Linked DNA regions of Mus musculus: region 2 is linked to region 1. Evidence: chromatin loops called from intact Hi-C (ENCODE). Cell type or tissue: left cerebral cortex. All regions are shown on one strand. Each heading gives the region's core, and the rest is flanking DNA. Links, peaks and the distances in the headings are about the cores only.

What was found. Peaks named below come from ENCODE experiments on the same cell type or tissue, not always from the same donor. Only the 100,000 strongest peaks of a DNase experiment are listed, where the experiment ranks them.
Region 2: a loop joins it to region 1, with 2.0 times the contacts of the local background. A loop is called at or near these places in 2 of 42 quality-filtered maps.

Annotation. Positions count from the first base shown.
Region 1 is chr19:27,386,098-27,401,985 of GRCm38, reverse strand. It overlaps Pum3 (pumilio RNA-binding family member 3), which reads left to right. Exons shown (of 18, transcript NM_177474.5): 14 at 2,165-2,307; 15 at 2,882-3,104; 16 at 5,604-5,691; 17 at 7,658-7,748; 18 at 11,673-13,288. The coding sequence ends at 11,805. Among named protein-coding and RNA genes, the nearest start is that of Pum3, 36 kb to the left of the region's middle. In left cerebral cortex, for the core only: a CTCF peak has its summit at 6,368; no DNase peak of the experiment used is centred there.
Region 2 is chr19:27,253,943-27,269,830 of GRCm38, reverse strand. It overlaps Gm35438 (a long non-coding RNA gene), which reads left to right. Exons shown (of 8, transcript XR_003952921.1): 3 at 7,453-7,602. It overlaps Vldlr (very low density lipoprotein receptor), which reads right to left. Exons shown (of 18, transcript NM_001161420.1): 18 at 15,600-15,888. Among named protein-coding and RNA genes, the nearest start is that of Vldlr, 45 kb to the right of the region's middle. In left cerebral cortex, for the core only: no CTCF peak of the experiment used is centred there; DNase peaks (open chromatin) are centred at 8,734 and 9,555; H3K27ac peaks cover 280 bases.

The DNA of each region.
Region 1 (15,888 bases), core at 4,611-8,610:
GCTTGTCCTGTTTCTGTCCTCATGGAAACTGTGTGACCACTTTAACTCCATTGCCTGTGTGCATCTTTGCTTTGAACCATTCACCTCTTAAGAATGCCAAGGAGCCTAGGCAAAGACCTGCTTGGTCAGAGCAAGGACCTGACATGTCAGTTACAGAAGTTGTTCATCCTGGCAGTGCCCTTAGAGTGGTTCTTATGTGTGGGACCTGTCAGGGAGGCCATTCCTTATCTTGGTGCCTCTTACCTTTCCTTATTATGCCATGAAAAAGAGTTCAGGTGCACTGAGGACATACAAAAGCTTCCCTGACTTTGGATCATTAAATATCTCATTATCAAAAGCACAGATAATGCTACTTTGGGGGATTTTATCATCAACACATGATTCTAAGTTTTGCTGTATTGTGATGCTGTGGTTGATGACTGACTTTTTAGTTCAATCCTTTGTACTAAAACACTAACTTAGTAATAAAGAGGTATTTTTGTTGTCTATCTGTCTGTCTGTCTGTCTGTCTGTTTTTTAAGAGCAGACTGGGGACTGGAGCAGTGCTCAAGAGCATTGGCTGCTGTTCCAGAGCCCAGGTTCAGTACCCAGCTCACAGTGCTCTAATGCCAGTGGATCCGACACCCTCTTCTGGCTTCTGCAGGCACTGTATGCATCTTTTGCACAGACATACATGCAGACAAAATACCCATACACAATACAGATACTTTTTAATTCTTGAAAAAAAAAAAAAAAACCAAAAAAACCGGGGCTGAAGAGATGGCTGGGAGGTTACAAACACTGACTGCTCTTCCTGAGGTCCTGAGTTCAGTTCCCAGCAACCACATGGTGGCTCACAACCATCTGCAATGGGATCTGATGCCCTCTTGTGTTCTGTCTGAAGACAGATACAGTGTACTCATATACATAGAATAAGTAAATAAATCTTAAAACAAAACTAGAAGCAGACCTGAGTATGTATCATGTTAAGAGAAGGTCTTCCTTTCAGAGGAGGGGTGTGCTTTCTTTGGATCTGACAGATTTGGAGTCACATTCGGGTCTAGTCGGATCACTGCTTCTAATCCTGACCTATAAACTTAGCAAGTAAGCTAGTACTGTCTGTGGCTTCAGGTAACTTCTGCTCAGTTGTGTGTGGCTTTGGAAACAATGTCTTTGGAAACAGTGTTGTGACAAGTCATGATGGATTCCCTTTGCATTTTCTCTGTTAACAGTTGAGGGTGTGGTGGCTCATGCTGGTAACCCTAGCATTCAGTTCAAGGCCTTTCCAGGCTACCTAGCAAGAACTTGTCTCTCTCTCTCTCTCTTTTTTTTTTTGTTTTTTGTTTTGTTTGTTTGTTTGTTTTGAGACAGGGTTTCTCTGTATAGCCCTGGCTGTCCTGGAACTCTCAGCCTTGTAGACCAGGCTGGCCTCGAACTCAGAAATCTGCCTGCCTCTGCCTCCCAAGAGCTGGGATTAAAGGCATGCGCCACCACCGCCCAGCAAGAACTTGTCTCTAAAATAAAGTAGGATAAAGGAATTCAGTGACTTTCTGTGATGATTTCCTTAGGCATTTGGGGGGGGGAGTGGGGAGCAGTATCACTTTAGTTCTAACTACTGGCAATGCTGATGTCAATTCAGGATGGTGGGCATCTTCTTGCTAGATTATTTTCTCATCTCCCTGTGTGTATTTTTTACTGCAGTAAACAGCCTTCTTTTGCTATGAATAAGCAACCTAGCTAAGCCTTCATACTCTTTGTGATTAGCAGAGCAGCTTCCTGTCTCCTGGCTCAGCAGGGAGGTTCTGAGGTCCGTGCTTCATCAAGGCTCATGCTACATTAAGTCTCCTGCAGATTGACTGTCCACTCAGATCGCAGTAGGTGCTGTCCTTAGTAATAGCGGCCTGACCCATACTCACAATGAGTGGAGGTAGCTCTTCTAACTTTAAAAAGTCCTTGGGTTTGATCAGTTAGTTCAAACAGATTGTTCAATAATGGCCACCACAGCAGAGAATGAACAGTTCTGAAAGTAATTCTTTGTGCTTTGATAAGACATGTCAGAATTGACGTCACAAGTGATGTGAGTGGAGTGAGGAAAATACCCAGGGTGTGTTCTTCATCCCCATCAAATCTCAGCGGAACTCTGGGAATATAATAAACAGTGGACGTTTTTGTTTCCATTATCTAGGAAATCATCAGTTCCTTGCCCAGCATAGTTAATGACAAATACGGAAGGAAAGTCCTCTTGTACTTGATGAGCCCCAGAGACCCCGCCCACACGGTGCCCGAGCTCATCGAGCTTCTGCAGAAGGGTGATGGCAACGCGCACAGGTGAAGGCCAGCTCATGACTCCAAGAAATCCTCTAGATGCCTCCCTCTCTCCCTCCATTTCCCTAAGACTTCTTAGTGAATTCCATAGTCTCAAGAGCTTACTTTGAAGGAAATGGCAGTATCTGGCTGAAAGAACACAGCTGAACCTGGCACACAGTAGGCATTCAAGTGAATAGTTTGCTTTTTGTTTTACTTTACTTTCAGAGTTGTCAGTATCTTATACTTAAATGTCCTGAGAGCATCTATAAAGTACTCTGAACACGTCCTGTCTCACATGATGACTTGCCACTACTTGGTTGAAGATTGGCAGGATTGGGAATGGTTGGTTACTCGTTTGTGACTGTGGTGTAGAAAGCAGCTTCCTTTATTGAAGTCTTGCTCCATGCCAGATAGTGTTCAGATCCTGGGGATGGAAAGATGACACCTAGTCTGCCCTTGACTCACTCACTGTCCACATGCTCGGCAGGACTGACAGTTACAGGAGATAGTGCCCTGGGTTATGATAAGCTCCTGGAGGTTTGTGATAACAAGACTGGTCACTTAGCTTACCACCTCACTCAACATATTCCGACAGCAAGAAGGACACTGCAATCCGCCGGCGTGAGCTCTTGGAGTCCATCTCTCCAGCTTTGCTGAGCTACCTGCAAGGACACACTCAAGAGGTGGTGCTGGATAAGTCTGCATGTGTGCTGGTGTCTGACATGCTGGGATCTGCTACTGGAGATGTTCAGCCTGCTATGGATGCCATCGCCAGTTTGGCAGCAGCAGAACTGCATCCTGGTGGCAAGGACGGAGAGGTGATGTACTGTGATTATAGTAGGAGAGCCCCAGGGCCTATAGTATCTCCAGATGTGGATTCTGCAGAGGGTCAACAGTCATGCCAGTAGTACATTTAAAAACGGTAACTCAGAGTGCCGGTGGTAGCACTTGTCTTCCCCAGAATGCAGAGATCCTGTAGTGCCTACAGACATGTGCTATGACTTATGGTTATCTGTGATTGCCCCTTCACTACCTTTCCAGAGTAGTCCATGCTTGCTGTGGCAGCTGCTTCCTGTGGTGTGAAGTGCTGTTTGTCCTGTGCTCCATCCATTCAAAGCCTAATGCATTCCAGTGCCCATAGTTCTCCTTGAAGTCTTCCCTAATTTTGTTTGACTCATTAAAAAAGACTCACTCAGCCGGGTGCATAACCACAAACCTAGGCTTTAGACTTGAGAGATTGAGGTAGGAGAAATAGGAGTTCAAGGTCATTCTCCTACACATGAAGTGGAGGGCCTGACTGAGCTGGGTGAGGCTGTCTCAGACAGAACAGTTGTTCCTTCTTGTTTGTAGTTACATGGGCATGGTGTGATTCTACGTTGCATCTGAAGTTCACTGATTGTGTGTGCCTTGTTAGTGCTGTACCGCAGGCAACACCGTCCTCTGCTGCACCCCAAAGCTTTCGGAAGACATGCAATTTAAGGAAAGTAATTATTTAAGTTAACATAGAAACAAAAACTGAAGGACAACTGTGGATTCTAAGGGGTTGTATAAGAACAGCATGTCCCCAGGTAGCCTTCCTGGAATTGGAAAAGGCTACACTGGGCCCTGAAGGGTTAGCAGCTCAGTCAAGAATGGTGGAGAAGAGCGTGGGCTGCAGGGAGCCATACCGCAGCTCTGAGGAGGGGAGCATTGGGAGCTCAAGACTCGTGTTTGCAAATCAGCCGGCCACAAGCAGAAGGCAGGGGCCGCCGATCGATCGGACTGCCTTTGTCCTGTGCTGCCTTGTAAGACCCGGGAGCTCTGAACTAGCAGCTGGTTACAGGCAACCACCAATTTTATTTTATTTTATTTATTTATTTATTTGGATCTTTGACCTCTACTGTCAGTTAGTCTCACAAAAGCCTTTATGTGCTAAATAGAATAGCCTTTCATTATGATCGCTGGCATTGCTCAAGGATATAAAATAAGCTGTTCAAGTTAAGCCTTTCATTCATTAATCGAAAAGGCAATAAATCTGTCAGGAATGCTTAAAGAGATACTCGATAGATGAAATGACAGTCCCTGCCCTTCGAGTTTGGAATCCATTGGACAGAAGTGTACGTGTCACTTTTATGCACACCTTTATGTTAGCTGAATGCTAACAGCTGCATTTTAGTTCCGTCCAAGGGACTTTAAACTAGTGATGTAGTTCTGGTGACAGTAAACTACACATAATGGAATGCCTTGTGGTAGCAGCACTGAGTCGTCACAGTACAAAGGCTGTGTGCTGCACAGGGCAGTCAGCCTCCCCTGTTGGGCTCCTTTGCCCTGCCCTCTTTCCCTGTGTGTTCTAGTTCAGGCCAGCTTCCATAGCCGCAGCACTTGCTCACATCAGGCTCTCAGGCAGGAAGGAAAGCAAGAGCAAGGAGGCCTTTTCTTGTCAGGGAAGACCATCTCTAGCCAGGCTTTCCTGCCATGTCATTAGCGAAAATTGGTCTGAGGCACACCTGCGTCCACACCAGTCTAGCAAGAGTGACTGGATGGCGAGGGTTACTTAAAGCCTTGAGGATGTAGCCCCGGAGACCACAGTGGAGCCTTTAGAGGAAACAAGTTGGGGCTACCTGTTGAGTAAGTAGTTAGAATCTTTTTCACAGCACAGTTATTCATTCCATGTCTAATTCCCTTTAGCCATGGGTCTAGTCTGGCACTCAGCAGTGTTAATCCCCACCCGCACTTGATTCTGGTATTGAGTGTCTGATGTCTGACATGTGGCATGCTTTTGACAACGTGGATTGGAAGAGACAAGTGGACTGTCAGCTGAAGCTCAGACCCCTGCCTTCCTGGAGCAGACAGATGAATGTGATGAAATACTGCTCTCTATGGAAATAGTGCTCATTGGTTCTCATCCTAAATGAAGGGAGACCACTGTTACTGTGGGAACAGTTGGTAGGGCCAGCAAGCAAGCTGCAGAATGTTTTCTTGGCCTGCTGATTAGGTCACTGTAGAGAATAATATTTAAACGCCATGTAGCATTCTCCCCAGAGATTTCTTTGTATCTTAGAACAATGTTGCCATGGGAAGAGTGGACAGATTACCTGATTTTTTAGATGAGCATTGTATGTTGCTATTCAAACAAACTAATTTCTGCACTACCTTGTAGGGGCTATGATCTTCTACTTTGCTGCTTGTTGCACCCTAGGTATATGATGGGCATCCTGGGTTAAGATTTCTTAAAACTGAAACGTAACCACATCTGTGTCTACACGTGGGGTAAAGATAGGCTCAGGGACCAGAGATATTTACTAGCTTCTGCAATAACGTGTCGGGTTCTCTTGTAGCTTCATGTTGCTGAGCATCCTGCAGGACATCTGGTTCTCAAATGGTTACTAGAGCAAGATAAAAAGATGAAAGAAAGCGGAAAGGAAGGTAGGCTGTGCAGCTTATCTTTTGTGTGTGTGTTACATGGAGTTTTTGCATTCCTTGACTTTATACTGACCATTTAGGTTCAGGTACTATTTGCCAAGTATGTGGAAATCGTGCCTGTGAATAAGTAAGTAATGATTAAATGTCAAGGGCTGGCTACAGCTCACTAGTAGACTGCTTGCCTACCATGCAAATACCATGAGCTGTTACGGTGGCTGGAAAAGCTTTGAGCTGAGGTCATGGATTTGTTTTTGGAGACAGTTTCCAGTGGAGGGCGGAGGGTGGTACTGTCACATAAAGACCTGGGACTGGTTTCTGCCGCAATTTCATTATTGGAAACATTGATGCTCTGTTTAGGTGAGTTTGACAAGTTACCAATTTCCAAACATTTTTCTAATGATTTTTTTATAATTAAGACACCAAAAGCCCTAAACCATGGCTGGTGGGCTTGGAGTGGTTGTTGTTTCAAGCACGAATAAGTGTCTGTTATCCGGGTTATGTATTGCTGTGTGACAAGCTCCCTCGGCTTAGTGGTTCACTGAGCAGGATTTCGGCTTTAGTGGAGCTTGTTTCTCCCTACCTCTCAAGGCTCCTTGTTGGGCACTGGAGTTTACACAGTGTTGCTGGCCCAGCCACAGGGCTGCCAGTGTTAGCTGCACTTCCTCATCCTACCACAGGGCCGCCAGTGTTAGCCGCACTTCCTCGTCCTAGACTGCTTGGGCCTGCACACATCATGGTGGTTAATTGTTTTTTATTTATTTTTATTCTTTTATTTATGGCATGTATGTGTATGACTATGGACATAGCATGTCGTGGCACATGTGTAGAGTGCAGAGGACAGCTTCAGTTGTCAGTGTACCTTGTTTGAGACAGAGCTTGTCTTTTGTGATCTGTCACTCCATATGCTGGGCTAGCTGGCCCCTGTGCTCCTAGGGGCCCTGTTTCCACATCTCATCCCACCTGGGAATATTAGGTATATAATAATAACAAGCTCCAGCCATACATAGTTTCTAGGAGTCTGAGTTGAGGTCCTCAGCCCCGGGTGTTGGTGCTTAGATTGAGCGTCCCAAGGAAACAGCCCACGTATGCTTAGGCCTCAGGATTAGTCCTTAGATGTCATCTCATCTCACTTCTACCCTGTTCTGTTGGTCCAGGCAATGAGACCACCCAGATTCAACAGAAGACTTAGATTCTACCCTTAATGGGGGACTGGCAGCATCTAGAAATGCACACCATGGAGAACATGTTGTTTTTATCACCTTTGGAAAGCAAACAGCCTCACTAGCTGTCCTTGTTTACCACAAGAGCTAAGTGTGCTCCATGCGTGTCTTTGAATTATTATATGTACACAGTACCTACGTGAGATTGTTGCCATCAGCATAGGTCACCCTTTCCTTCCCAAACCCCAGTCACTGGCTGAGAATGAGCTGCACCTAGAGGGTACAGGGAACAACAGGCTAAGGCCTTGGAAAGAGAGTTACAGATGAACGGTGTTTGGGATGGAGGAATCACATAGCCTGAAACCCATGGCAGTCTTCTTGCCTCAGCCTCCAGAGCTGGGACAACAGGCTATGGTGGCTACGAAATCATTGTAGAAAGAAATTGCCACGAGTAAGCCAAAATGTTCATTCTTTAGTCACTAGCCATGTTACTGGTCCCTTCTAGTTAATTTTTTTTTTCTGTAGGAACTAATTTTGGCTACAGGTAAAGTGATATTGTCAAACATTTACTTGCTGGTCAAGGTTAAATCATTAAATATTACAAAAGTACAGATGTGATCAAATAAGCTTTTTAAAAATAATTTGTTTTTCTTGGGTAATTATTGCTAAAAGATAGTTTAGAAGTTGCATCAGAGTTAAGAAACTTGGCTTTATTAACACAGTGCTCGATCTATACTAGAATTTTAGTGTTTATATTAACTTAAGGGGATATGCATGTGGCGCCCACTAAGTATCAGTCTACTTTGCAGGTTGTTTTGCAAAAACCCTTGTAGAGCGTGTTGGTATGAAGAACCTCAAGTCCTGGGCCAGCATCAACCGAGGTGCCATTATTCTTTCCAGGTTGGTAGCTGTGTCATGCAACACACACAGACACTTATTTCATTTCTTTCTTTTTCTCGAGTTTATTCCCAATAATGTGGGATTACTCCATCACTCTTAGTCTAGACAAATATGAAAAAGTACTTGTAGAGGCGGTGAGACAAAGGCATTTGCCAGTAAGCTTGACTACCAGAGTTGCATCTCCAGGCCCCACATGATACAAAGAGAGAACTAACTCCTCCTGCAAGTTGTCCTCTTACCCATACTCTCAGGCTGAGGCAAGGAGCTTTGTGTGCTCGCACAAAAAACAGTAAACAGATGCGACTTAAACTTTTCTTTCTTTTTTTAAAGATTTATTTATTTTATGTAAGTACACTATAGCTGTCATCAGGCACACCAGAAGAGGGTGTCAGATCTCATTACGGGTGGTTGTGAGCCACCATGTGGTTGCTGGGATTTGAACTCAGGACCTTTGGAAGAGCAGTCAGTGCTCTTACCCACTGAGCCATCTCGCCAGCCCTAAACTTTTCTTTAAGCAAATACAGCTCTTCAGTCCTCAGATTTAAGTGTCATCTTTGGGTGTCAGGGGTCACAGAAATTTATGTTTACAGTTTTACTACATTTGTAGATTTGACCAAAATGTAGTTATATTTTTTTCTTAATGAGTAAGATGCATGCCTGTGGAAACTGTCACAGAGCTGTTTAAGCCAAGCCTAACTTTATAGTTTATTTTGTTGTCTTTAGTGATTTCCAGATTGATAGAGATTTGTTAAAGTACAAGAAGTTGATGATATGGAAATGGAGGCCAAGTTATAGACTGCTCTCTGGAATTGGTTATGTTGAGTTTATAATGTATGGATCATTGTTTAAAATGTTCATTTTATAATATCTGTGTGCTGTTACTGGTTTTCTGCTGTGTTGCTATCCTGGTTTGCTTCTCATTTATACAAAACTAGCCAAGATCAGCCTTGGGGAGCTTATTTTATCTTAGAACTCCTGGATCAGAATCCATCACTGAGCAAAGCCAAGGCAAAGTTTAAGGCATGGGCTGAGACTGTGGGCAGATGCCGATTCCTTGCTAGTTTGCTCCCAGGTTCACCTGCAGCTGCTTTTCTTGCCTGGACTAAGACCACCTACTGGGGATGGCACTTGTCACAGTTTGCTGGGGATGGCACTTGTCACAGTTTGCTGAGCCCTCCTACATCAATTAACAAGAAAGCGACCCATGGCCAGTCTGTTGGAGGCAATTCTTCATTTGAGATTTCCTTTTCAAGTTGACAATACTAGCCAGCACATGTACCGACAGTGAGAAGCTTTTTTTTTTTACCGGTTTGAAGCTTCCACCTTATATGTGGAACTTGCTGTCTAGCCTTACTGTAACTTGTAAACTAGGCTCAGTATTCTAGTATATGATTTGATCTACTGTAGATACATGAGAATTCATTTTTAAACCAGTCATTTTATTTGATTGTATGTTATTACATGTATATTCAGCTGTCTGTTTCTTAGTAAAATGAGTTAATATTTGAGGGGATGTTAAGGAGTCAGAACCCATTAGCTGCAACAGGAACTTTTTTGACTTGCATTTCCTTACCAGGCCTTTGGAATGTTAACGCCTACTGACACATGCTTTCATTCTGCCCAACCAAGTGGAAATTTCAGTGATGCTATGAAATTAATGGGTAAAGTTTGCTTATCAGTCAGCACTCCCTTGGGTAGATCAGACATACGAATGATCCAGTGTGCTTCTTGTGGAGCTTTGCCTGGAACTATATGGAGATACATAGTGTTTAAGGTTCTAAACAGAAGTTCAACTGTTGTGTGGCTTCAAAGGTAGTCTTCATGTTTGCTGGACAGTTGAGTAGAATTTGTTTGCCAAATTTCCCTGCCTGTTTACATTTTAGTTAGAATTTGTGTTTTCTTTTGGGACTATTTAATGTTGTTTGTTCACAGTTGCTATTAGGTTACTGAAGGAACATTTTGGGTAGAAAGGAAAAAGCCTTGTATGCTGGCTAAGGAATAACACTGTAGAGTTCTTTAGCAGCTAGGAAAACAGGCCTTAGTCTGCCTGGGCCTCGAGCCCTGCCTGTTGCATGGTTTGCAAAGTCATTGAGCTTTTCTGGTTTTTCTTGGTTGTAAAGCAAAAAGTTAATAATCTTAAAGTTGCTTTGAGAAAACAAGGCATATATAGTGCCTTTCACTGTGTCTGTGTATGACTTACTTATGTATACCATGTAATACAGTGGCTGTTTAGCCAGGTTGCTAACATAAGGACGCTGAGTGACAGGTCCACTACAGGGCACTCTACTAGTAGCTGTTGTCATCTCCTGTGAGCTGTAGGATGCTGCCTAGTACTTTTAACACAGCTTCCTCGTTATTGATATAAATGAAAGTTACTGGGACCAGGGGCTCTTGAAAATGCCAGGTGATCTCCTTATAGAATATATTTCAGAGGGCAACATTTAAATGTAGTCCTAAAGAACTTGGGAGAGAAAAGGAGATTTGGGCCTGGTGGCATGCAGTCAGGTGCCTGTGACCCAGCCCTGTGTAGTGGTTCTCATTGAGTATTTACTAAGTATCAGTGTCTAGTTTAAAAAAACAAAACAAAACAAAACAAAAAAACATCCTTCTGGGAACTGTTATCTCAGTGGCTGAATGTGGGCTTAGTGTGTGAGTGGGTTGAGCCTGAGTATAGCTCAGCTTGGCAGCAGAATGCAGCCATAAACTACATAGTCCGTGGTGAGATCCTGGATTCAGTTCTCCAACCAAAAGCAAACAACCTGAAGGAGAAGATGAATTCTGTTGTTAAAGAAAACTGAGTCTAAGACAATTACCATGCTCTTGAGTTACTGACAGAAGGCAGTTTCTGGCCAAATCAGGGACGTTCTAAGGTGAAGGCCTTCCACTTCCACAGCATAGTATGTTATAGGTGTAGAGCTCAGTGACAGGGTCACCAAGGTCTGCTTTCCTCCCATGCTTTGTCTGCCACACCTGTTCACTAGGGCGAGTTCATCTATGGAGCCATCTGTGTCCGTAATGAGTGAACCATGTGGCCTCTGCTTTTGAGATTGTCACCAGGATAAGATTGCTGTCTTAGTCGATGTTTATTGCTGTGGAGAGGAAGAGTGGGTGGGAGGGAGGGATAGAGAGAGAGGAGAGAGAGAGAGGAAGAGAGAGAGAGAGAGCGAGAGTGAGAGCGCGAGCCATCACAAGACAACTAATAAAAGGTTTTTTGGGGAAGAGGGTTGCTCACAGTTTTAGAAGGTAAGTCCATGCCCATCATGGCAGGGAGCATGGCAGCATGCAAGCAGGCAGCGTGCTGGAGAAGTAGCTGAGAACTCACATGTAGTCACAGGTAAAAGACAGGGTGGGCAAGACTGAGTGTAATACGGGCTTTTGAAACCACAAAGGCCACCCCAAAGGCTCTACCTCCTGATCCTTCCCAAACAGTTCTGCCAAATGGGATCCAAACATTCAAAGATAGGAGCCTAGACCACCACCCATGCCTGCCAAACCATGTTAAGGCAGGATGCAAGTAAGTCAGAAGATAATCACCATCGATGGAGTCTTACCTCCGGGTCTCCACCCACGGGGTTATAAAGCATTTCATCGTTTCAGAATGTGGACTACTCTCATTTGGTGAATTTTAATTCTTTTAAACTACATTTCTTTGTTCCTTTAGTGGGTATCTATATACACATACATGCCACAGCACACAGATGAGCCAGGAAGCAAGTTGCTTTATTCCGTTTTCCTCTTGGACCATATGGGTTCCACCTGTTGAGTCATCTTGGTGACCCTCATCTTGTAAATGTTTAAAAATCTGTATAATATACTGTACAGGAGGTGACTCAACAATGGATTGGTTACCCTGTCAATATGGGTTGTGTTGTAGATTCAGGGCTTGTGTGAAATTTAATCTTTTAATCTTTTTCCTCCTTCCAGCCTTCTTCAGAGTTGTGACCAAGAAGTTGTAAACAAAGTCAAAGGTGGACTGAAACCCCTGATTCCTACCTTGGAAAAAAACAAAAGCAGCAGCAGAGGCATCCAGACCCTGCTTGAGAAGCTGACTGCGTAGGCAGCAGGATGAGCAAGCGGGAACCCGCTTCCCAGAGGAGAAGGTGGAATCTCTCATACTCACAACTGGACGCTCTGTGCATGCATTTGTTAAAGGACCTATTTATATAAAATTGTTTCTAAAAGAGACCTTTGGTTTAATGTCAACTGTCTGATCTGTGAGACTGAGTACTACACAGTATGGCAGTGATCTGTGGGCCCAGGTGTGTGCTCTGTGGTTGAATGGCTTAATTTAGGAAAGGAGACAGCTATGATCTGAGAAGGTTTCCTGGTGTAGGTGAACTTTAGAGGGATGTTATAACAAAAGAATTAAGGACATGAAGTTCAAACAGAGTGTGTATAGTGGAGCAGGAAAGTGGTCTGAACTCCGGGAAGCCTGTGGCCAGGGCAGCCTGCACTGGGGACAGCTGCTTCCTCAGCTGCCGTGCAGACTGAGTTCCATCAGGTTTGTTTGGAAGCTGCTCTGGTCAGTCCAGCACATGGAGGGAAGTGTGCTAGAGGAATCAGGAGATGATGGGTCCTCGCTTGAAGTCAGCGTTGCTGGGAAAGTCTGATCTTTGTATTTGGGCCTTCAGGGTAAATACCTTCCAAGGAGAATGAGGACATTGTCCCATGAACAATCCCTAAAATAGTCAGAGCCCATAGTGTGACTAAAAGGGGGAACTGTAGAGGATTGAGTGTAGGTAGTATGTTTGGACTTTAAAAATACAGCTGGCTTTCAGCGGCAAAACTGGAGATCTGTAGACCATGAGAACTTGTGTAGCAGGCGTTTTTAGTACAGAGGCCTGTCCTTGCTGCTCTGCATGTCTGATATATACTAAGGCGGCCATCTGACCCTCTGAGGAATTGTCTGTGCCTTACCTGTCCCAACTTAAGGTTCCAGGACTACTAATGCAGCTTCTAGGACTCTCCTGCCCTCTCGTGCTGGGGTGTAGTAAGCCCTTTCCCAGGCATGACACCTGCCACTGTTGGCTGGATCCTCTAGGCATGGAGTGAGGAGGAGAGTGGGGAAAGACAGTTTGATTTGCTTCTGTGTGGCTAACATACCATGACTCGAGTTTTCGTTCTCCGTATAAAGGACCGTTTAGAGAGATGAGAGTCGGGTGCTAACATGTTTAATCTTTAAAAGTGAAAAACACGTACATAACTTGAAAGGTGCTTTTGTGCAGCTTGTAGAAAAAGCAGCTGTTTCCTCTGTAGTTCTAATTCACGCTCTCCATAATGACTTGAGTTCTTAGCTCTGGTGAATTTCTAAACATGTAGTATGAAGTCCCGAGTACCTAAAACGTATATATTCAAATACACAATAAAGAGCATGTTTATTTTTTGTTTTTTAAGGCAGGATCTTGCTATGTAGCTCTGACTGTTTTGAAATTTATTGTGTAGACCAAACTGGCCTCAAACTCACAGAGATCTGCCTGCCTCTGTCTCCCTGGTGCTGCGATTAAAGATGTGGGCCACCACATCCAGCTGAGGACACAGTTTCTATTTGTTTGTTTGTTTGTTTATTATAAGTAAACTGTAGCTATCTTCAAACACACCAGAAGAGGGCATCAGATCTCATTACAGATGGCTGTAAGCCACCATGTGGTTGCTGGGATTTGAACTCATGACCTCTGGAAGAGCAGTCAGTACTCTTACCCTCTGAGCCATCTCTCCAGCCCAAGGACAGTTTCTTGCATGACCAAACTCAAGACAGGAGTTAGCATTTTTTTTTATATTTTCCGTAAAATTTTATAAAAGATTGAATTTTAATTAGAGCAAGCTAATCTCTTCTGAGAGTAAATCTTGGGCAGGCAAAATGTCTCAGTGTGTACTTGAAACCAAACCTGACAACCTGAGTTTGTTGACTGGGATCCACGTGGTGGAAGGGGAGAACCAACTCCCCCAGATTGTCTCGTGACCTCCATATGCATTGTAACATGACCACATACACACTAAATGAGTGAAAACCTTTTAAGTTGAACTTTGCAGAGGTGTATGCATTCCTTGAGAATAATGGTGAGCAGAACACGAGGAAGGCTGCTTGTACGAGCTTACCTGTAATCCCCGCACTTGGGGACCTTGCAGGAGGGTCTTGAATTTGAAGCCAGCCCAGGCAAAAATGGAAAAAGAGTAAAAGAACATGATGTCTTAGAGCATCAGTTTATATGGAGCCAATTACAGTGAACTGAACAGCCCTACCACCCACTTGGGGCTTGCAGTGCAGCTCCATGGCAGAGAAGTTGCCTGGCACGCAGGACCTGCGAGTTCTGGTACCAGCAGCCCAAGAAAGAAAAAGCAAAGCTTGGCCTCTTAACTTTGTGATGGTGCTTAGCCAGGGAGACAGGTCACACCATGCTCTCTCCCATTTCCTTCTAAATTTGAGACATCACCAAGGTGCTCCAAGTCCCTTAGCCTATGTTGTGGGGAGTGAAAGCGAGTGTATTGTTGACATGGGTGTGGCCAGGTCAGTGATCTTACTGTCTCAGCCCCATAGAAGTTCCAAAGCCTGCCCCGGAGATTGCTCCTACGGAGATTAGACTAACCTGCCTCCTTGTTCAGCTGTAAACTGAACTGATACATAAACACACTAAGCTCCCTGGGTGCTGCGGCTTCTCCCCCAGTGATCCCAGTCCACCTGATCCCAGCTTTCCTATGTTTGCCTTCTCCTCCCTTGCCATCCCTGTTATGTTTCTAGGACCTTTGCCTGGAGCAAAGCACTGTGTCTGGATGAATGCTTAAGATTTTTCACATGAGTGAGTGGTCCCACCCAGAAGATGCCTTGTGCTGTTTGTCTAGTCTGCGTTTTATGGGTAGCACAAAGTAGCTACTCTGCACTCCAGCCTGCAAACACGCTGTACTCCACACAGTGTCCTCCTGATGCCCTCTCTCCCAGAGCTGTCAAGGAATCATGCTTTAGAGTCTTTCATAAAAAGAAAAATGTCCCACTCACTTACCCCACAAGTCAGCACGTTTGTAAGCCCGTGGATAGATTGATAGAGCATCAGAGGTGTGGGAGTGAGTAATGTTAGCCCGTGTTCTGTTCTTAATTACATCCAGAGAAGACATGACTATCTCTTGATGCCTCGTGTGTTGAGTACTTGGGTGGGGGGTGATAACGGTCTGGTAAGGTCGTGAGAATCATCTGACTTTGCGCTCTTAATGACTACAATTAAGCATAATGAATAATTTCGATATTTTAAATCACTTCCAGATGCTTGAAAACAGACTCTCCTTTTAAGTAGAACTTGTCTTGCACTTAAGGCTCATGTTGCCAGCCCTATCCATGTATCTGCTAGTGGATACAGATGACGTGGTGTTGCTTCTTCTATAACAGGCAGTGGTGGATGGACTCTTAGAGACCAGCATCACAGAGCAGGAATGTGCTCTTTGGAAGCATTTGACCAGGTAGGAGTTTTGGTCTTGTTACTAGATCAATCAATCATTCTGCCATTTGCATTTCAGTATCTAAGCCAAGTCTACATATGGATCTGCTGGAAATAACAGCCTTCTGGAGACATATGGTCCATCTGGTACCTTGCCAGCAGTTGATTACCATCATCACTATCATCATCATCGTAGGTGAGAAAGAGGAGGCCATTTATGACCTGCCCCAATCATGACCTCATGTCCCCCAAATCACAGTTGATTCTTGAGGGGAAAAATGGTTAACAGACCAAAGTACTCTGCTTAAGTGAGAGCATCCAATCAGAATGTAGAGCATTTGAGTTCTCCAGCTTAGGTGAGCAAAACAGTGAAAGATGCTCTCTCCTCTGAATCCCAGGCTACTTGGACCCTGAACTGCAGACTGCTTGCATAAATATTGCCATACTCCATCACTTCCATTCTGCACACTTGAGAATTGCAAATCTTTCAGTTGCATCTTAGCAGTGATACATGAACATGGCCGATACTTGACAGGTAGCTCATTTCTTGGTGATACATAAGACGACAGAGTTGGGCTCAGGGGGTATAAAGCCCAGAATGCTGCCCTTCCTCGCCTTCTCTGCAGCAGTCTGGTTTGCTCAGTCCTCCTCCTTCTTGTCAGTTAGCATGGTGAGATGGCATGGCTTCTGAAACACTGGCACACAGAACCCACTGC
Region 2 (15,888 bases), core at 7,816-11,815, 140 kb after region 1:
TAATAAGTCACTCTGTGTACCAGCTATACTAGAACATAAAAATCCTCAGTCATACTTACAACCAGGCCATAAATGCATGAAGTAAGCCCTGAGGTACAAGTCCACCAAAGCTTCTCTGGGGGCAACATGTATCCTGCAACAATAGGAGTTATAGTGCGGTTGCAGAGATGGGAATAGACTATAGGTACCTTATTTTCAATACAGAGTCCCTGTCCGGTATCCAACAGTTCTGCATTAAGTCCTGGGTGAGAGGAGTTAAGAATTGGAGATCCAATTGGCCTGCTTGACACCCACTATGAACTTGATGACGAGGTTGTTGCATCACCCCCTGGAGGTACCCAGATACTAAGGGGGCTCCCAGTTTATCCACCATTGCAGCATTATTGTGGGAGTGGTTTATCCACTCTCTGATCCTGCATATCTTAACAGCTGTAGGCATGGCTAGGATCATGGTGTGAGGTCCTTTCCAGGGAGGTTCCAGAGTCTTATGGTTATGTCTCTTTATCCAGACTCCTGTCACCTGATTCAAAGCAGTGGGAGTTAGGGGGAGGGGCAGACTCATAAACCTGGCAGATGGCAGGCCAGAGTTGCTTCTGGACCCTATGGAGGGCTTCTAAGGATTTTAAAATCTTATTTTGGTGATATTCAGCTAAGATATCAGATTGGATGTTAGGCAGCATGGGAGGGGGCCTCCCATATAGGATCTCAAAGGAGGTGAGACCTAAAGTATAGGGGGTATTTCTAGCCCTGTATAAGGCATAAAATAGAAAGAATGCCCAGTCACTGCCAGTTTCAAGAGTTAAGTTGGTCAATGCTGGTCCATTGTCAGACCCAAGCAGGGTAGGCAAACCATACATACATATCTAGGTATGATGTCTTTCAGAAGCTTCTTTGCCACTATGTTGGCAGTCAGTCTCCTCCTTTGAAGGTAGGCATCTACCCATCCTGAAAAGGTATCTATAGAAACTAGCAAATAAGCCGGGCATGGTGGTGCACACCTTTAATCCCAGCACTCGGGAGGCAGAGGCAGGAGGATTTCTGAGTTCGAGGCCAGCCTGGTCTACAAAGTGAGTTCCAGGACAGCCAGGGCTACACAGAGAAACTCTGTCTCAAAAAAACCAAAAACCAAACAAAACAAACAAAACAAACAAACAAACAAAACCCTAGCAAATACTTATATCCATAAGTTCCTGGTTTTATTTCTGTATAATATCTTTCCCAATTAGCCACTGACCATTGACCCCTGATTCTGATTCCTGGAGAGGCTCCTAGATGGGGCCTGAGGAGTTCACAGCCTGGCAGGTGACATAATCTGAGATTACCTGATCAACCAAGTGTCCTAAGTTAAATATTTTGCACAAAATTCCTTCAGTTTTCAGTGACCAGGTGGGAAGCTTGATGAATCTGATGAAGGAGTTGCTTAGCAAACTCCTTCAGTAGAGTGGTGCAGCCTTCAGAGGTCAGCAACCATCTGTCTCTTCTGAGATCTACTTGGCATTTTACCTGAAGTCATTTGTCTTCAGAAGTATATTCAGGGATGACTGGGAGTGCAGGGGGCGGCAAAGCTACTAGGATGCTGGCAGTGGAAGCTTGAGCAGCCTCCCTTTTGGCTTTATCAGCTAGCCTGTTCCCTTGGGCTATTTCTGATGTCCCTTTCTGATGCCTGGGGCAATGAATTGTGGGCACTTTGAGAGGAAGTCATAATGCCTCCAATAAAGCAAGTATTCTTTCCCTGTTTTTGATGGGTTTTCCTTCAGCAGTCAATAATCCCCTCTCTTGGTAGATGGACCCATGAACATGAGCCATGTACTATGCCAATGTAGAGATGAGCTGTGACCCCTTTTGTCAGTTTTAAAACATGGGTTAGAGCTGTTAGATCAGCTTTCTGAGTGTAAGTTCCTGGTGGCAAGGCAGTTCCCCAGATAACAGAGTCCAAGTCCACTACCGCTGCCCATGCACACCTGATTCCATTCTAGATGAAGCTGCTTTTATTCATGAAGTTGACACATTCTGCTTCTGACCAGGGTCTGTCAGTCAAGTCTGGCTATTCTGTTCATGCCCCAGAACTACAGCAATCATGCTGCCCATCTGAGGAAGGGTCAGGTCGCAGGGTGGCTGGGTTTAGAGCAGATGATGGGTTATATCTTATGTGAGGGGGATTCAAAAGTAGAGCCTGAAAGTGCACCAGTCTGTGTTGGACAGCCACTGGCTGTGTGGATTCTTGACAGTCCCCTCAATAGCATGGGGTGTGTGTGTGATGATAAGTTCCTGATCTATGGTTATTTTGTCAGTATCCTTGACTATCAGTGCAGCTATGATCCAGAAGCAGGTTGACCATCCTTGGGCCATCAGATATGGCTGCTTAAACAAGCCACAGGTCTTTTCCAAGGTCCCAAAGTTTAGGTTAATACCCCCTTTGCTACCCCCTTTCTCTGATCCACCTACAGGTAGAAAGATTTGTGAATGTCCAGGAGAGTCAAGGGTGGCTCCTCCAATAAGGCTCTTCTTAGAGTCTTAAAAGCCGTGTCCCATCTCAGGGGTCCATTCTATTTTGTCTTTTTTGCCCCAGTGGCCTCATATAACAGTTTGGTTATCTCAGTAAACCCTGACACCCAAAATCTATAAGACCTGGCAGACCCCAGAAATTACTGTACTTTCCTTAGGTTGATGGAACTAGGATGCTAAGGATGGTTTGCTTCCTGCCATCTAACAGCATTCGTTGGCTTCCCTCCCCTCCCCCACCCGCTTGAATATGTACCCCAGATAGGTGTCCTCAAATTGACGAAGCTGGACCTTCTTAGCAGACACTCGGTAGCCAAGTTGACTCAGTTCCTGTAGCAGGTCTCGTGTGTCCTCCTGGCATGTCTCCAGGTCAGGTGCCCCACAATCAGGATGTCATCTTCGAACTGGAACACAGTTATTTGGGGGTGGGCCTTCCAGTATTCATCCAAGTCCTCATGCAGTGCCTTGTCAAAGATAGTGGGTGAGTTCTTGAATCCTTGTGTCAGGCATGTCCAACTCAGTTGTCCATTGAAGCCTTTCTCCAAATCTTGCCATTCAAAGGCAAATAGAGGCTGGCTTTTAGGTGCCAGAGGCAGGCTACAAAGCCATTCAGTGGCTGAAGCTTCCAAGGGATGTCAGAGGCAGCTTGGTTAATAAAAGCCATGTTCACAGCTGACTGGTATGCTCTAGCTTCTGGGTCAAAAGGAGTGTAGGTCCTATAGGCTTCAAAAAGTCTTTCTAGATGTTCCCTCGGGCTCTCATTCTTTCCCTGTATCACCTGGCTGACCTTAGATAAATTTGTGGGTCACCTGGCAGCCTCTCAGAGGTCCCCCATCAGAATCTGGTGGTTGACCCAGAGACTTTCCCTACTCTCAGCAGTGTAAAAATCCCAGACATGTCAACTCAAAGGAAAGGCTACATCAATATCAGCCTGGACTTGAGTGGACAGCCCATTTGTTCCTGGAACCAATTTCTGGATAGCTCCCACAATCCCCCCCCCCTCTCTCTCTCCTCTGACATGAAGAGGAACTGGAGCAACTGCTGACAGTCATCCCAGGTGGGCAGGTGAGTCTGCATGATTGAATCTAGAAGACCTGTGAGAGCTGATGGTCTTTCTAAAAATGGGGTATTCTGCAACTTTTAATTGTAAAGATCATTACTGGCGAACAGCACATATGCCATGAACTGTCTCCCCTGAGCATCTAGGGGTCCTGTAGCCTGGAGGAGTAAGGCCATAGTAGAGTCTGTCTTCTGGGTAGTATGGGCCCAAATGTGAGGTGAATTCCAAGTGGAGTCAGGGGAGTCAGGGGCTGCTCTTCCCTCTGCTTGTGCTGGCTGGGCACATGCAGTGGCAGTAGCAGCAGGAACATAAGGTAGGTGACAGAGATCCTCCCTGGGAGCAGAGGCAGGGGGATGAAGATGACCTTTTAAGAAGAAGAAGGGTGGGGAAAGAGAGGCTGGTGACAAAAAAAGGTCTCATCCAAACAGGGAGCTTCTCAACCAGATATTGCCACGTGGTGATATGTGACACTTGGTCTGGGTGACCCCAGACCTCATATACTTAATCTTTACCCTGTAAATGATGGGAATATAGAAAGTTCCCTCCTCAGGCCATCCTACTTTATAGGTGGGCCATTCATTCCTGCAGAAGACAGTTAGTTTGCGGAGAGGAACAACCAGACCAAAGTCTTCCGGGACTCTGCAAATGTCCTTAAAATGTCTCAGGACCGGGTGCTTTGTGCCTATTCCATCCCAGGAATCAAAGAAAAGTTTGTAGGAGAGGACAAAAAAGCAGAAACAGAACTCACACAGACAGATACATTCCCAGGGGAGGGGTGTGGGGTGGGGAGGGAAAAGGCTGTCTCAGGCGGTCTTAGACCTCCCTGCTCAGGGGAGGCCCACAGACCTGGTTCAGAAATCAGATGAGAACTGGCAAGTTCTCCTGCCTCTAGTAAGGGGTCTGGAGTGTCCTCCATTGCCCCTGGCCAGGTGACGAAATATTGTCTGCCCTGTCCCTCTCAGCCTCCAGATTAAATCTGAAACAGAAACACAGAGATGATGAAAGCCAACTTACCAGTCAGAAAAACACTCCACTCTTTGGGTCAGGGCAGTCTCCAGTGAATCCCAGATGAGCTCCCAAATCTAAGGGTCCACGATTTGCTGAAGAATGATATCCCAGACTCAAATAGTATGCAAAAGCAAAGAGTGTTTTATTTGCAGAAGTCCAGCATGCTGGGGTCTACCACCTTTCAAGATGGAGGTGCCCTAGTGAGCTTGCAGGCCCAATTTAAAGAACATTATGGAAATTCTGGGATAGGGTAGGTGGCCTCTATTGTAATCTTTTGGCTCTATCCCTAGAGACATTCCAGAACCTTTGCTGGTATGGGGGATGGGGGGATGGCAACTGTTGCTGAGTAAGTCTGGAAACTGCTGCTGACCCACTGGCCTTGCCTCAGGTCAGGTGGCAGGGCATGGACTTGCCTGGACTTGCCCAGTTCTTGGAAACAGAGATTTAGGCCTAGTCTCCTGAACTGCCAATTTGAATCCTGTCATGGAGTCAGCTTAGCCTCTCTCAATAATTTTAGGGTTGGGGGGTGGGGGGTCACCACACCAAGAGGAGAACTGTGTTATAGGGTTGCAGCATTAGGAAGGTTGAGAACTACAGGCCATCAGAGTGGCACATAAAAGTTTTGGGTTCTTTTTAAATCTAAAACTACAGTAGGCTATACCTTTATATGAACCAGTCATCTTTTCCAGCTTTGGAGGCTTCAGTTATATAAGAAAGAATGATGAGCAATCCATGGGGACAAGCCAGTAAGCAGCATTGCTCCATGGTCTGTGCTTCAGTTGTCTTCAGGTTCCTGCCTTGAGCTTCTGCCTCTAAGTGTCTGCCCTGCTTGAGTTCCTGCCCTGGCTTCCTTTCATGATGGACTGTAAGCTATAAGTCAAAATATACCCCCCCCCCTTTCCCCAAGTTGTTTTTGATCATGGTGTTTTATTATAGCAATAGATACCAAACTAAAATAGTTCCTCTGAATTGCTTCCTTTGAAGTGGTTAAAACGACACCTTTTATGTTATGTGTGTCCTGCCATAGTTTAAAAAGGTAAGGCATAATATCAGATCCTATATAGATGAGCTCAGGGAATGGAAGGAAAGGTCTCTCAGAGACAAAGGTCTCTGATTTTCTTTTTCAATTCTATCATGGCATAAGACTTTGGTACAAGCATGCATACTTGGTACAAATCCATGCCCTGCACACACACCAATTGATTGGTGAGTACCTTTAGTTGATAGATTTCTTGCAGATTCCCAGCTTTCTTGTTGGTAAAATGGACCAATGAGAAATGATGATTGTCACATTATTGTGTATGTGCGATGCTTAGCATAGTGCAAAATTCAGACAGGCATAAACTAGTTAATTCATAGGCCCTCCCACCTTCTCCCCAATGACTGTATTCTCTCCCCATCCCTACACCATCTCATCTTTCCCATCATTCTTTTCTACTTGCAAATATTTGGTCCTCTGATCCAAAAGTGCCTCAGTGATAGATGATGTCCTCCCTGGCTGGCTCAGGGAGTGGATACCACGGAGATAACGGTCTGTGAACCAGGTATGTATTTGGAAAGCTGTGCAGATGTTTAAACTGAAGCCAGAGTCCAGTCTTTATGCCTGTGGTATTGCCCATGCAGCCCACACATCCCCCTCTGTCACGGTAGAGTTAGAGCCATTAGGTTTCTTAGAATGTCAGTTTTATTTTCCTTATGCCAAAGCATAAAGCAGCCCCCTCTCTTCTGTTTGCACCTGGCTTTCTTTTTTAAAGTTACTATTTTTAGAGCAGGCAATTTAAAAGTCAAAAGGTTCCACAATGATACAATGAAACCCAGCATTTACTTTCTTACTCATGCCTCTTCCCAAATGTATCTACACAGAGACAAGTATCATTAACTCTTACTGATTTTATTGCTAATAGTCTATCACACTCCATTTTCCAAATTATATAATTTTACTGTTTTGCCTTATTTTTTATTTGGTTAGATACCATCGATTGACTTATTACAATTAAATATGAGAATTTTCTCAAATTTTGTTCCCAGAGATCTGACATGTTCTTTTGGTCTCCATAGAGACCGAAAAACTAATGATACACACACACACACACACACACACACACACACACACACACACACACACACACACACGCACACACACACATACACACACAGACATTCATGTCCATTTATACACATATACAAACTCACATACAAACACATACATACAAATAGATAGGATAGATAGATAGATAGATAGATAGATTGATTGATTGATTTTGAAAAACAGATTAATGGACAATGTTGATTCCTAGCTTGCTCATCCTACTATCTATGAAAAGTCTCTGGTTTGTCTCTTTAAGATTGTATAGCTGATGATTCCTGTCAAGATTAGAGAATGATCTGTGTTATGAAAGACATCTAAAAGGTTTTCAATTTGCTGTGTGGATGAGAGTAGGTCTATATATTCCTTTACAATTCAGTATTTAAGAGAATTGGAACAAAACAGAAGCCAACAGTAGAACATAGTCCTGGTTCAGTCCTGCCCTGATGTTTGGGTGATAAAAGGATTATTTAGACAAATCTGTTACCGAGGAAAATGTTCATAATGTGAGAGAGATAATCAAGCGTTCATGTGTTTAAATGTGTATAATAATATTTTTTAAAAGAAAACTGCAAAATTGTTGTCATTATTAAATACTTTGAATTATAAGACAAAAACTGTGCTAACGAGATAAATGGCTCTTTAAATGTAAAACTAAAGAGGTGTCTTTTCAAAAAGCTTTCTCATTTGATGAAGTATAAGGAGACCACATTCTCGGTTGCATTGGCTTTCTTCCTATCTCTTGTCAGTGGTGTGACTCATAGACACTTTTGCCTTGACTCTTTGGCCAAAATAGGAGGTGAAATACAGTCTGAGCTCTGTGGCACCAAGTGACCCAACAACCCAAGGCCACTCTGTGTGGTGCAGACTAGAGACACATAAGGGGCCTGAGTCCAGGAGGTGGTTAGCATGAAGAGCGAGTGTGAACGAGCCACAGGCATCCTTGGTAAGCATTAAACTTTCATTGTATTGAGGGTCTTAGAAAAAAGAAATGTCAAGCACATGGCAGTAATTTTGAAAAATGTCATGTTGGCCCTTAAGATTGTATGTTCTCCCTGTCATTCTCTCTCCTTCCTGCTCTTTACCATTTTAATGAAGTTTCCTTACAATCTTGGATTTCAAAGGGCTTTTACTTAGTTGTCAGTTGACTTTTACAGAAAGCCTTCTCTAAGCTCTTCCTTACTCAATCCATTGACATGCCGTATTAGATTGCTTAATATTTAGCATTCCTGGACTAGCTTGGGAATTATGATTTGGTCATGGCAGATTATGTACTCTATACATTTGAATTTGATTTGCCAGCATGTTCTTTGGGAATTCTTTTCATTTGCCTTCATAAATGATGATAACCTATAAATTCGTGTAAGCAAGGATATGGATGCAAGCAATATATCAGTGTTAGAAGCAGGACAAGATTATTTCCACTCTAAGTAAAATATAGTAGGTAATCCATATTTATAATAAGAGACTGCATTGTTTATTTCTTAATAACTCATTAAATAAGTAGAGATGTATACCTGAAGAATTTTTATGTCTTTGATCATGGGGTGCATTGGCCTATTTTCTTATAATATTTCATCTAATTTTGTATCAAAATACCGTTTGCATCTTGAAATAATTTGAGAAATATCCTATAGCTTTCAATTTTCTGGAAGATATTAGGTAAGCACCATGCTACTGTTTTCTTAAGTATTTGTTGGGGATGGCTTTGAACCCCAGTCTCATGTGCAGACCCATGGTGTAAAAAACGATGGTGTCTACACAATTTGCTCAAGAAACTGAATCTAGCACTTGTAGGTAGGGAGAGAGCCTAGACACTGAAGAAAACATATTCTAATTGCCAATGTTGCTGAAGATAAAGCTTTTGGCTAACTTCGGAAGGCTTGGGGAGATCTGTTAACATAGGAGGGAACGTGACTCTCTCTGATGGAAACTGAAAGGAATGTTTTCTTCCTGGGAAGGCTATAAGAAGGCTGTCACCATGGACACTGAGGAGTGGCACCTCCTGCTTGGAGCTTCTCGTGAAGCTGAACAAATCTAGCCTGGCTTCACGCGTGCTCTATGAAGTACCAAGAATGAAATCAGGCCAGAACATTTTTAAAGAAGTCGGATTTTTCAAGGACTATCTTGGATTTCCTTTTCTTTGTATGTTTAAACAACCGTAGATGTTGAGAAATCCAAAGGACCTACTCATAACACCACTCTGCAAAGTTGCCAGCTGCCTACAACTCTGAAGATTTGTCCTATGATCAAGTACAATCTGGACTTGGTCTTCTGTTCTAGACATGGTGTTCAGGGAAATTCCTTCCACAGTGTTCATTGTATTGAAGGGAATAATACAGCAATATGTGATTGATTGCTACGGCTGCTCTCACCAAGTTGCCCTGCATTGCATCAGCTGCCAGCATAGGACAGGGCCAAATAAAAAGCTTAGTAAGGCCAATTGTAAGAATAGTGACGTGGGCTTATTTGAAGATCAAAACTACAGCATCCTGTAAATCTGTAATTGCTCTTGAAATTATCTCCTAAGATACAAGTTTTCTAAGAGTATCTTTTATGATTTTCTTCTGCCCTTTGAGTCCAACAAAACCTGTGTGTTAGTAAAGAACACATTCCTTGCTAATGCTAAGAACTGTTGCCAGGAGAAAGCCATAGTCAACATCTCTAGAAGACTTATTGGATTACAGAATAGGGCTCACTGGCACCCGTGTGAAAGTCTTGGCTTTGACAGTGTGGGTGGCGTTATTTTAACCACAGAACACCCTGCACTGTGATTCTTATTGTAAACCAAAGGTCTGTGGCATCAAACTTCAGTACGGTCTCTATTTGGGATGTGAGCCTGCCAAATGTGCACATGGCAAATGTGTTTTATTCAAACAGCTCTGGGGGGAAAGAGAGCTCACATTTGGATAGTGCGCATCTGTTTTCCCATCTGGTTCTCATAACAACTGTGTGCAGTGACTGAGTCAGAGTTTATCATTGGCTTGTTTGAAGGTGGAGAAATGGAGAGTCAGTAAGTGAAAGGAATTTACCAGAATTGTAAGGCAAGTAGGAAGCAGCTAAGATCAAAACTCGCAGCTTTCAGCCCAGACTCTCATGGTAGTACCAGTGTGGTAATTTCTTCACAATGAAAACAGACATTATAGTTAAGGGTTCAGTTTGAAAGATCAAAATAGACCCCAACCCCCCCCAAGCCACAGTGAAAGCCAACATTTCACTGCTGGAGCTAGATTTGTTAATTTCTCTCACCAGCCAGAGGGGTCTGGGTGGGTTTCCTGTAGCAGGGATGTGTCCCCTCCTGTGGAGTGGTCCTCAAATCCAATCAGAAGGCAGTTAGTGACCTTTCCCCCAACCCCGCCTGCAAAGCACTCATACCACCAATTGCACGGTAGGCATATCTTGCTGGTAGGTTAATGCTATTGCACAAAAGCTTCAAAGCTGAGTAAGACTGTGAAGGTTCTCCTCCAGCATTCTGCACAGCACCTTCTGGTTCTATGGACAATGATCGCCACGGAGGATGCTTAACAGCTCAGCTCCACCCTAATTTCTGTGTCCTTTAATGAAAATATGTTGTTTTGTCAATGTAGAATTGGAGGTTTTGTGAAATTTTCAATTGTTACACCTATATACAGGACCCCCCACAGTATGCGTCACAAAAGATACTGATTCTGTGGTTGGCTCTATCCATTTTGGTGCCATCTCAGGACTTATACATTGTATCTTAGGAGTACAGAAACACTAAAAGAAAAAATGGAGGTATTGAGATGGATGAGTCCCAACTCATATATTCATTCTAGCCTGAGGCGTGCACATCCTTAGACTTCATAGGGAGACAGCAGGAGATCCCAAGTCACTGACATTAAATGTGAGAATTTGTGTTTCAGTCATCCCTCAGTATACACCAAGCATACGTCCCAGGATCCCTGTCTGTTGAGGGCTTTTGGTGCAGTTTCTAGGAATTTGGCATTTGTCACTGGGCTTGGACAAGGAAGTAGGCTCAGATAAGAATATTAGAAGCAATGATCATGGGGCTTTTCTTACTATTTTGCTGAATTCCTACCTTATGTGATCTCTTTGCTGACTACTTTACTTAATTATGACCTTGTGTGACCCTTTGCCTTTCTACTTTGCTTAATTACTATCTCGTGTGATCGCCTTGATTACTACTTTGCTTGACTACCTTGTCTTTGCTCTAAGAACTGACCGTAGTTTTTGGATGTACCTAGAATGATATAAAAGCAGGCTAGAGAGACATAGAGTTGCTCCCGCCTCAGCACTGGCTGGAGCCATGTTCTAGTGTTGTCTAATTGTTTTCCTTCTTTTTCAATCCTCACTCCCTCCCTTGAAACCCTGTTGACTGACTGAGCTGGCTTGGTCACCTGCCAACCAAATTTCATGGATGTCAGAGTTTCTCCTATGTTTCCTTGAATGGTGGTACTTGTACACAACCTGTGCCTTTCCTCCCATGTACTTCATCATGTCAAGATTGCAGGTTGCGCATCCGTAACTCACAAACACAAAATAGAAACATCTTGATCTCTAACATGATACCAGAAGAAGAACACTTCACATCATGAACCTTGCTTCATATATAACATGATTGAACTCTTTGTGTGACATCACTTTCAAGCTACATGTATAAGGGTACTTGAACCATAAATGAACAAAACTTCTTGGACTGCATGCTCTCTTGGGCTCTATGCTTCTCTATAGATAAAAGTTGTTCAGTTAATGTGTTGCCTGGGAACAGCACATCCCTTGATGTGCTGACACATGTGCCCAGCTCTAGGACTGCTGTTTTCTTGTACTTTTCATCAAAAGCCACTAAAGTAAATTTTGATGAAGGAACACACACACACACACACACACACACACACACACACACTCAAACCTGTGTATTTCACATTCTTATTGTTTATTCAAGGCACAAATTTCTACCCCCTACACTTTGGTTCCACCTTACTCTCTGCCTGATTTTTTTTTTTTTTAAATAGATTTTTGGATCAATGGATTAGCCCAATCCCCTGACTCAACTCAGGGACATTCTCCAGTAAGTACTAAGATTTCCCATCTCTAAGGCAATATAGAAATCTCCTTTCCCAGGGACATTATGTTCCCAGGCCTTCTGCCAAGGCAAGAACAGATACTGTTCCACCTCAATTTTCCTGGGTTTCCAAGAGTCTGAGATTGCACACAAACTAGTATGCCACTTCTGATGAATTGATGCTATTAATTAGGCATTGAAATCTTTATCTGTTTCCTAGAGGAAACAGTTGAGAGTGTTGGGGACGTTGTGTCTGCTGCTGGGGAGAGGCTTCGAGGAGAACTGCACGAAGCCTCTAGTCTCAGTCCTGCACTCTCTTCCTGGAGGTCACCAGATCCAGAGATACTGGGAGGCAGGCTTGCTTTTCTGAGTGAGACTGGTACTGGACTGATGTGTGGAAAGTGGCCTTCTCTTTCAGAAGCTGTTAACACTTGGATTCTAGCAGAGGGGCAGTTTGGAAACTCAGTTCCTATATTAGCATATTTAAATAAAATCCTTCAAATTTTAGATCTTAGGAAGACCTTATTTTCTGAGACAATTATACTCTCTGTTTCTGTCTTCCTTTCTGTCTTTCTTTTTGTTTCTGTCTTCCTCCTTCCTTTCTTGCATTTATTTCTTTCTCTCTGTCTCTGTCTCTCTTCCTCCTCCTCCTTTTTTTTTCTTTTTTCTTTTCTTTTTTTTCTTTTTTTTTTCTTTTTTTTTTTTTTTTTTTGTATCACAAGGGCATGAGCTGTCAGTGACTTTGTGGCTTATGATAAGAATTGTTACACTGTGGGTGGCTGGAAGCCAGTCTGCCGAGTGGGTTCTTTGCTCTACCAGGGCTCTGTCACGTCTGCCGAGTGGGTTCTTTGCTCTACCAGGGCTCTGTCACGTTCTCCTTTATCAGGTATAAGGCTCAGTGACTTAGGGTCCTCCTTAACTCAGAAGAGCAAGGATTCTAACATTTCATCAAGCAAATAGTTCTGATGGTTCTCTGAAGCTTTTAAAAATCGAAGTGGCTAGCAGAGACCTGAGAAGCAGCTGGTGTACAGAAAAGAGTGTCTAAAGCTACTGTATTATTAAAGAGAAAATATTGCCCATATACAGGTGGGTGCCCAGGAGCTTGGCTATGGCTCTGTTCTCCAAAAAACTTAATCCAAATGTGTCCCTAGAATGACTTCACCTGGAAGATAGAAAAGGACAGACTGACATGTTGAGGCCTCTGAGCTGAAGGCAATGATCTCTGCTCCTAGTACAACTAGATTCTTCTAGATTCCAACATCCTTGGCTCAGGAGCAGCACCATTCATGTTCTTCCCACACTGCCTGCAGAATTGGTAGTTTTTCCATGTATGTGGTTTGTGCATTGTAGACAGTTGGGGCAGTCAGGTTGGTATCTTCAGGCAGAGGACACAGCTGAGCTAGGAGCCTGCATGAAGGGGCGTGTTACACCCCATCATCCATTCAGGGAGGTATCCAGTACATACATCTTCCTCATGTAATAAATGTGAAGAGTACCTGCCCCACCAAACCTATGAACTTGGTCCAGATCTATTGTCATAGTCCTCTAACTCACACCCTGTTTGTGTGTTTGCTTCCCAAACGAAGCGTTCGGTGGAAACGTTTTAAAATTGGGTGTGTTTCTGCTGTGTCACCCCATCTCGTGTTATTCCATCGCTTAGATATTCCTGAGTTCTAACCACCATCCTTGAAGTTGACAGCACTTGGTCCCTGTTGCTCTCTCTCCTATTCTTTGCCTTTGCCTCTGTGGCAACAAAGCCACTTTGCTTTGTCTGCGATAAGTCATGCATGCTTTTCACTCAGAACCTGGCCCCTACCCTCATAGACTTGCCCCACACTTCATCTGTTTCTGTTTTTGTTTTTGTTTTGTTTTGTTTTGTTTTCCTCCAGTCACCTCCCTGGAGAGTGTCCTAGAAATGTTATCTAAATTAGACCACTCTGTGTTCCATGGTTTATTTTATTTTCCTTCATAGTTCTTGTCTCCACCTGTGTTGGATCAGTTCCTGGCTCCCAGCTCATTCAAGTTTTGCATTTTGTCCTAATTGATGTTCCATCCAGTATCTGCCCATCTTGAAACTGTCCCAGAACCTCTGAAAGACCATCACCACTATTCCCCTGAGGCCCGAGGGAGAAATACTGTGCTAACTACCTTACACTATCTTCCACTGAGAATTTTTTCTCAGAAAACCATGGTTCTATTCATTTAAAGAACTAGACCTCAGAAAACATCACGGGGGGTGGGCATGGGGAGATAGAGTGATGACTCAGCAAATAAAAGCACAAACTGCTATTGCAGAGGACCCAACCTTGGTTCCTATCACCCATGTCGGGTGGCTCACAACTGCCTATAACTCCAGCTCCAGTGGAATCTAACACCACTGGCTTTGATGGGTACCTGTACTTACATGGACACACTCACACATAGACATACACACCTACTCATAATTGAACCATCATCTTTTAAAATAGAGAAAACAAATATAAGGACTGAAGGCTTAAAACACATTCTGCTCCAGAATTCAACATCCCAGCCTCAGTTATCCAGACTTAACTCTCTTTTTCTTACCCTGAGGACCTGACTTGTCTACTGAGCAGAGTCACTCCAAAGGGTGTGTTAAGTTCTCCTTCCCAAGTGGTGTTAAGGTATAAGTTACCTTTCCAACTGATTAAAAAGACCTTGCTGTATAACTGGTGAACTCTAGCCAGGCACTTGCATTTTTTAATCAGCACAATGTCACATGTGAGACCTTCTGCAAAGCCAATAAATACAGGACAATTAATCTTCTTGCTTTTTTTTTCCATGTAGAAAAGGTCACCAATACTAGTGTTTCAAGGAGAGAATTAGGAGGGAACACTCATAATGGGTGATTAATTCAAAGAGGCAGATCAGAAACCAGGTCCCCAGGTGAACATGAGTAAAAGATTTTAAGTTTACTGAAAAACAAACAAACAAACAAAACACCAGCTAACCAACCAAAACAACATCAAGCCCCACCCCCAAACCAAACCAAAACCCGACAATGACAATGATGATGATGTAGGGATGGTGTAAGAAAAGCTGTAGTCATTATCAGATCAGTCTAGATCTACTTGCCTCTATCTGAGACACACGTGGTGGTGGCTGTGATAGTTTTCAGAAGAATGTATTAGTATGACCGTGACCAAAGGTAGTCATGTGGTGGGAGGGCGGTCCCATGTGTTGTGCCTCTGCATTCATTACGAACTCACCAGAGTGAGTGAACTTCAAAATTTCAAAGAGTCCTTCCCTCCTCTTTTTCATTTTCTTCCCTCCCTTCCCCAGCTGTGTCCCCCTCCCTTTCTTCCTCCCTCCCTTCCTGTCTTCTGTTTTTGAGTTTCCCTATCTTCCAATTAGCTCCTTCTGAACTCAGTTTACACCCAGGATAATTCAAACACTCAAGGCCCAATTCTTAGATATGTCTCATGTGGATTTAGCTTTATCACGAACCAATTCCAATAGACCTCCGGAGAACTGACGAAAGCTCAGAATTCAGGAGCAATTCCCTGCTTCTCAGTGTCTGTTTTATCTCTCATCTCGGAGCATCATCCCTTCAGTCGAGTGCGGCCTGACCTGTGAGGAAGAGCTGGTCCAACAGTCTTTCTGGAACACAGCACTGACTTTGTTTCAGTCAAGGGAAGAAGAATAGGGATGGGGGATGGTGAGGAGGTGACTACGACACTGTTCCTCATGGTGAAACCCTAACTGTCCTTTTCAGGGTGGCAAGACAAGGGTCATCTTAGCCTGACCAGCTCATGTCTGGATGATTCTTGTTGTTTTCTTTAAAGGCCAACTGTGTCATCTTTAGTTATTCAGCTGAGAAAAGATGGAAGATTTGAGCCAATGTTTCCCCCAAGAAGGTCTCTAGAAAAAGTAGACTTTGCAACAGTTATCTCAAAAATAAATTTTTATTTAAGATAAATGTACAGTTCATTTAGAGAAAAATAATTATCTACAGGTCAGCAGGACTGGATGTGTTCCAACATGTGCCTTTACAACAGTGACAGTACTAAGACAGCGGTCTGGTGTGCGCATGGGCCTTCTGAGACATCATGTGTTCTTAAGCCATATTTCTCGTATCAAGTGTAATGTTTAAAAGAGGCAAGACAGTTTTGTGAAAGTTAGCCATTTTGTTCAAAGACATTCTTTTCTCTCCAAGTAGACACATAAGTT